Linked DNA regions of Homo sapiens: region 1 is linked to region 2. A link is a contact called in ENCODE Hi-C or POLR2A ChIA-PET data. All regions are on one chromosome and are shown on one strand. The core of a region is the stretch at or near the end of the contact, and the rest is flanking DNA. Distances in the headings are between cores, read along the strand shown.

What was found. Hi-C counts contacts between places; a loop is a spot of excess contacts on that map. ChIA-PET counts read pairs that join two places held with the same protein, here RNA polymerase II (POLR2A). Pooled maps may share reads with other maps.
Region 1: a map of gastrocnemius medialis shows a loop between it and region 2 (5-fold over the local background). The contact joins two enhancer-like sites. A Hi-C loop is called at or near these places in 1 of 168 maps with a recorded cell type or tissue (gastrocnemius medialis) and 2 of 50 pooled maps. POLR2A ChIA-PET finds 5 or more read pairs at or near these places in 1 of 52 experiments (Panc1).

What each region holds. Positions count from the first base shown.
Region 1 is chr16:65,069,173-65,072,746 of GRCh38, reverse strand. The region is part of intron 1 of CDH11 (cadherin 11); the gene reads left to right. Among named protein-coding and RNA genes, the nearest start is that of CDH11, 51 kb to the left of the region's middle. RefSeq lists an enhancer at 159-1,077. Within about 2 kb of position 1,271, at least 17 of the 41 ENCODE cell types and tissues checked have a DNase peak (open chromatin) inside an H3K27ac peak, as active enhancers do; they include gastrocnemius medialis, where a contact is called at or near this core.
Region 2 is chr16:64,249,817-64,253,446 of GRCh38, reverse strand. No RefSeq gene overlaps it. Among named protein-coding and RNA genes, the nearest start is that of LINC02165, 520 kb to the right of the region's middle. Within about 2 kb of position 1,531, at least 2 of the 41 ENCODE cell types and tissues checked have a DNase peak (open chromatin) inside an H3K27ac peak, as active enhancers do; they include gastrocnemius medialis, where a contact is called at or near this core.

The DNA.
Region 1 (3,574 bases), core at 22-2,521, 820 kb before region 2:
AATACAATAGTGTAAAATAAATTTAAATTGTTTTTAAAGTTCTAAAGCAATTTCATGCATCCTTTTCTTCAATATACAAGTATTTCACTGCCAAGTGTGTTTCCATTCTGAAAAATCTACCCCTTTAGGTTTTTAAGTTAAAAATGCTCCCTAAAACAATAAGAGTAATAGATAGATGATGTCATTTACTTTTTAAAAATATCCATAAAATTTTGGCTGCCAATTTAAAAAAAAAATTGGACAAGAAGATGCTGTTAGTTCAAGGGAAGACAAATAGTTCGAGGTCCTCCCTTTTGGATTGGGACCCTGCCGTGGGCTGGGGGTACCATGAGCCTGGTGGGCACAATGTGATCCTGCCTCTGCCGGACTTGGCTTCTTCTCTGCCTGTTTTGTAGCAACCACTGCACTTGTCTTTCTTGCTTGTGTCTGTGTGGGTCTCATTAGCAGTGGGTGTGTGTCTTACCACAGTGGCTCATTCACAGGGCTGCTGGCAGTGCCAGGGATCAGGAGCCGCCTCTCCGTCTGTCCAGAACAAAGCTGGGCTGAGCCCTCTCACGGTCCTGTGGCCCTTGGTCTCCCCACATGAGGTGTCCCGAGATTGAAGAGAGAAGGTGCCTCCTGGCATTGCCAAGGCTGGAATCTGCCTGTCAAGGAAGTCCCTCGGCGGCTAGCTGCTGCACCATGACCTTCGTGATGGTGGAGTGAGTAGGCACTGGAATCAATAAGCCTGGCCTCTCCATCTGCCAGCCTGAATGCAGGTGCCAGTTACTACTACCCAGCAGGGACGAGGGACGGGAACGGTGGCGCATAGATCCCAGCAAAGGGGATTGGCTTTTGTGGACACAAGCTTGAGGCTGGCAGTGCCGTTTTATTTATGTCTTGTCCCTGCTGTAACAGCTGCCGCCTCTGTATGCCTTTGCTCTTTCTGTACTTTCGGCTCGGGTCACGATCTTCCTTTGATTCAGAGTTTGTTTTTATTCCAGCCTGGTTGCTGCTGCCAGAGCCATGGCTCAACGGCTTGGCCTGGACTGTTGATCCGCATGTCAGGAGTTTCCAAAAGTTTGTTCCGGTCTATCTTTGAGAGAAATAGCATGGACTGGATCCCATCGCCAGATTGTGGTGTCTGGGGACACGCGCTTGGGGCACTATTTCCATCTTCTGTCTTTGTCTGGTCCCCTCCTCATTAAATCTTCCTGGGTCTGTGGAGCTGACTACCAATTGGTGCCTGACCTAGTTACAGAGAGCCACTACGTAACCCCTTACTCATCACCATAAATGGATCATAACCGTTTGTTCACTGTGATTCAAAGTGGACTCTGCTATTTTAGAGTCGTTTCTCCCTTTTTGGAGTTTGCGCATGGGGGTGTATGTGCATATATTTATACATGCATGTGTGTATGCACGCGTTTGTGTGTGTGCGTGTGTGTTGTGCAGCTGCCTAAATTAAGCTGGCATTTTCCGTTGCTATGTGGGGACTCTGCTTTTGGAAAACACTTCTGTGGCATTGTATGGAATCGTTAACGGGCTTGCTGGTTTCCCTGCCTTGACCTCCTTTCATTTTCCACTGGGACCACTTTCTCTTGAGCATAGGTTCTCACATTTTCTGCTCGAGGTGTCAGCTCTGTGGCCACTCTTCTGCCAAAGGGCACCAGGGAGTTCCTCAAAGGACCTTTTGAACTGTTTGTTCAATGAATGAAGAGTTCAGTCGGACAGTGACGAGGACAGCACATACCTCTGATTGGTCCCTGCCTCAGAATTGCTGGGCATGACTCATGCATTTGGCTCTTGCCTCTGCTGATCTCACAAGCCATGTGGGAGGTTGGTTTTTTTCAGCGTCTCCCAGAGTCTGTGACCTTGTCATCACCATTTTGCCTTGCATTTTGAAAAATACTCTCCCTGAACAAATTGTGTTTATAAAGTAACAAGCAATTCCTTTTCCTATTTTTAGTTATTCATTTGTACCTATTTTCCAATCAGAGTTTCTAATCAGTATGAGTTAATCAGAGTTAACATTTATTTATTTACTGAGCACCTTCTGTGTGACTGACCTATACCAGGTGCTGGCACTAGGAAAGTGAACAAGATTCAGTCTTAGCAGGGGTTTCCAATGCATAATAATATTTCTGTTAATTCACATTAATTTGGGTAAAATTTATTGCTCACCCATGGCATGTGTGGGGTGGTGCCAAGTGCCTTATGTATACCCCTTCTTTAATCTTCAGGGCAATGCTGTGAGTTTGTCATTAGAGATACCACTTTGCAGATGTGGAGACTGAAACTTGTACAGTTGAGTCGAGCCATTCACTCAAAGTCACACGTTCAATTACAGGGTAGAGGCAGGATTTGAACCCTGGATTGTCAGACTCCAAAACTTGCCCCATGGAGATTATAGTCACCAGCTCCCTGCATTCCTTCCTTCACTCTCCTACTGGATAGGTGTTTGCTTTTGTGGACATGAGGAGTGTCCTATGTTCTCTCCATGTTCCGTGGCTTTTGGTTTAGTGTGAGGTGTCTGAATATCCTGGGGACAAATGAATTTGTTGCCCCATAAAATAACGGAGCTTCTAGCTTTCTAAGATATTAAACTTACTTACCTCTTGATTGTTCAGATGGGGAAAGTGAGGCTCTGAGTGCAAAGGGATTTGCCACAATCGTACAGTGGCAGGGTCTGGACTTATACTCAGCAGCTCTGATCTACAGGCTGATGGGGTTATTGGCTAATTTATTCTGAGTCAGATGGCAAATCTCAAGAGTTCTCCTGGGAAATTCTATCCAGGTTTGAGGTCAGAGCAGCCAAAATTAGATACAATGCAAGCTCATGAGGGGCAAGGTTCTAATCTTGTTCATCACCGTGTCCCTGGTCCCCAGCACAGTCCTATGGTGCAATTGGTGGTCAACTGATGTGTGTTGGAGGAATAAACTGGGTGAAATGAAAGGGGCTTCCAGGGAGAACCTTCTAAGGTTTGTGCTATGGGATTGGTAGTTGCTTACCTTTCTTCCTGGGTTCTGTTAACCCAAGAAAGTATTTTAGACTCAAATTGATGGTATCAATATTTAATTTGACACTTCGATGATTCAGTCATTTGGTATTGTAAAACTATTTTTCCGTTTCTATTTTGGAATAAATTGGCTTGTTCTTTGGGCATCTCTGGGCAGAGTAGTTTTTCCTGGCTGTACAAAAAAGAGGATGCTCAGGTATCGGTATTTGTACCCAAGCTCACTTTAGATGTGGCCAGCTCAGGTGTCTATGTTGCAAAAGAGGTACTCCATGTGTCATGAAGTGACTACAAGATTAAAAAGTGTTTCCAGAACAGACAATACCTTAACCATCATATCAGAAATAAAGAAGAGAGGAAAGAATTCACCCAGAATTCATTCACTCTGACTCACGAATTGTCCTTATTTTCTTCCTCCTACTATTCAAATTAGTCAGAAATATTTTTACATTATTGTAATTGGAGTCGAGATTTGACGTCATAATGAACCATGTGGAAATAGTCCCAAGTATTTTCCCATGTTTCTTTATAAGTCACAGCATTGTGACTTTGGGGAAAGCCTGCTATTCCATGCACAG
Region 2 (3,630 bases), core at 282-2,781:
CTCTCCATCAGGAATGATAAAAGATAACACAATCTCTTGGAGGCAAAATTGCTTACACCAAAAACAGTGTGATACCATGGAAAAGTCAAAATCATTTGTCTCATGGTTATCTATGTTTGACTCTTCACTCTGCTATTTACTATTCATGCTATTGCTTAATCATTCTGAGCCTTAGCTTTCTCATGTTTACCATCTGTATTTCTCTACTTTTTTTCAGGATTTTTTTTTAAATTTTAAGGTGATATATAATACATATACATATCTGGAGGGTACATGTGATATTTTGATACATTCATATGAATTGTAAATATCAAAGCAGAGTGACTGGAAATATCCATCACCTTAAATATTTATATTTTCTTTATGCTAGGAATATTTGAATTATTCTCTTCCAGCTATTTTGAAAGGTGCAGTAGATTATTGTTAACTGTAGTCACCCTACTGATCTATCAGACACTCGGTCTTATTTCCTCTATCTATCTGTGTATTGGTGCTCATTAATCAACCTCTCTTTATCCCATACCCCAACCCTTCCTAACTTCTGGTAACCAACAATCTGCTCTCTGTCTTCAACAGATGCTGAAAAAGCATTTAATAAAATTAATCATCCATTCATGATAAAAAATAATTCCTCCACAAACTGGGATAGAAGGAACATACTTCAAAAAAAAGAGGCCATATATGACAACCCCACAACTAACACCATGCTGAACAAGAAAATAAAATGAAAGCCTTTCCTCTAAGATCTGGAACAAGACAAGGATGCCTAGTTTTACTTTTGTTTGACATAATACTGGAAGTCTTAGTCAGAGCAATTAGGCAAGAGAATAAAAAATAAGGAGCATCCAAACTGAAAAGAAAGAAGTTACATTATCCCTGTTTTCAGATGATATGATCTTATATTTAGAAAAACTTAAAGACTTTACCAAAAACTATTAGAACTGATTAAAAAAATCAGTAAAGTTGCAGGATACAAGATCAATACACAAAAAACAGTTGCATTTGGACATGCCAACAGTGAACAATCTGAAGAAGAAATCAAAAAAGCAACCCCATTTATAATAGAGTCAAAAAGATGAAATATCTAGGAATTAGTTTAACCAGAAAGGTGAAAGATCTGTACAAGAAAAGCTATAAAACAGCGATGCAATAATTTGAAGAGAGCACAGAACCATGAAAAGATTCCATGATCATGATTGGTAGAATTAATATTGTTAAAATGACAATTCTTCCCAAAGCAATTTACAGATTTGATGAAATTCCTATCAAATTACCAATGACATTCTTCACAGAATTAGAAAAAAATAATCCTACAATTCATATGGAAACACAAAAGACCCCAAATAGTCAAAATAATTCTGAGCAAAAATAACAAAGCTAGGGGGTGTCACACTCCCTGACTTCAAAATACACTTTGCAAGCTCCATTTTCACCCTCTTGGAATACTTCCCTGGGCCTGCCATTTGAGGAAACTGATCTAGTCTGCTGGAGAATGAGAGGTCATGTGGAGGAGAATGGAGGTGCCTCAGCAGACAGTCAGCTCAAACTACCAGACGTGCAAATGAGAGGATCTGGCAGCTTCTAGGACAGCCAATCCTGCTGATAAATGCAATGCAAGAAGGAATCCAGGTAAAAATAGTGGAGAATCTCTTAACCACTTCACATACTTATGATAAATAATTGCTGTTCGTAGCCACTAAGTTGTGGAGTGGCTTGTTAGATAACAATAGTTAACTGAAACAGTCTCCATATGTTATCAAATGAAATCACTTATTATTGAGAAAGTACTAATAGCATCATTATTAATTGTTAAATAGTTATTAATGTTATTATTGACATGATAGCATTATCATATTATAAATTTTAAAAAATAAAGGCATATTTTAAGAGCTATTTCAACTGGCTATGTGTTAAATTGTGATTTCAACATTATACTTCGAGGAGCAGGGTCCAATTGCAATTTTTATTTCTTAGTCTTCCTGCTCCTCCACTGCTCAGCGTGTTATCTCATTCATAGTAGTTACCCATACATATTATTTAATTTGAAGGAATATTAAAAAGTGTACTTTATAGAAATTAAAATCCATTTTGTTTCCAACATTGGAAAACAGACTTTTTATGTAAAACCTACTGAAGGAGAATTTAGATGGCATAAGCCACTTTGCTGATGTTTGGAAGAACGACGGGACAGGCAATTGAATGCTAGATTCAAGGTCAAAGCTTTGCCCCACTTGTCCTGAGACCATTTCTTGTTCTTCTTTGGAAGAAGTCTCTTGAAAGTCATCTGCATAGCCAAACTTAGAGAGCACTCTTATCTAAAAGGAACTGCTTGTCTTCATCTATGACTCAGATTATTTCTTTGCATATTAAATTACAAGAGACAGTTCCAGCTGGATCCATCAATGTATTTATAACTCAGCCACACAATCTTCCTCCAGGCAGAAAACTTGGCACATGGGCTTTCAGCCTGGCTGCAGCATTCAAAGATGAGAACAAAAAATAATCACAGCAATTTTTATATCAAATTTTATTTAAATTCTGAATATAATAGGATAATTTCAATCTCCTGGCACACAGTAAGTCACCATTTTCACCAAAGGAGGGAGTGAGAGGGGCAGTTGAGGAACTCACCAAGAGTCACAATATAATTTCTCCACCTACCTTAGATTCTATTCTCAATGAACAATCTTTGGTAACAACGGTGAGAATGTCCTGTGAATTCTGGAAAAGAAAGGAGTGATGACATTCATTAATGGTCTGGCATAATGTCTAGCACAAAATCTAGACCACTGTACTGGGTGCTATGTATACACTGTCTCATTAATCAGTGAAATAGATTAGATTTTCTTCCTATAAGAAAGTAGCTCTTGAAGACAGCAAGACTTTTTTTTAATTGGAAAAAAAAGAAAAAATTTGCCTTTGACAAATTAGTTAGCACGTTTAGTGCACAGATTCATTTTCTACAATTTGTTTAGAGCTTTGTTTCCTGTAGAAATTATATAAGTAATTATATACACATGTCACTTAAAGTGCTCTTATATAAAAGAAATTGCTTGTGCATGTATATTAGTCATAAACATCTGTATTTTTATTTAGCATGTAACAGAAAACCAAACTGAAAGTGGTCTAAACAGAAAAGTGATTTGTTTAGTCATGTAACTAAATATTCAGGAATAGATCTCTATCTTCAGTTGTACCTTGAACGTGATCATGGAATTCAGAATCTCTCTCTATTTCTCTGGCCATCTCTGATATTGAAATCCTTCTCCCCTCGTAGTTCCAAGATTAAGTCATTCTATACCTAGAAATTCTAGCAGAAAAGAATCTTTTATTTCCCAATAAATTAAATTAAAATGCTTAATTATCATTGGCCTATTATAAGGCATTGAGCCGTGACAAAACTAATTGCTGTAGCCAAATGAGGGATTAGACTGAGAAGCCCAACCTGGATCCTATGAATTCTAGTAAGATCTATGTATTAGTTAATATAATTATATCAATGTTAACCTTGTTTTTGATAATTATACTCTGACTAGGTGAGATATTTATATTTAAGAAGCTGGATGAAAGTTATGTAGGAAGTCTAAGTGCAATTTAAAAACTCTTCCATAAGTCTAAAATCATTTAAAA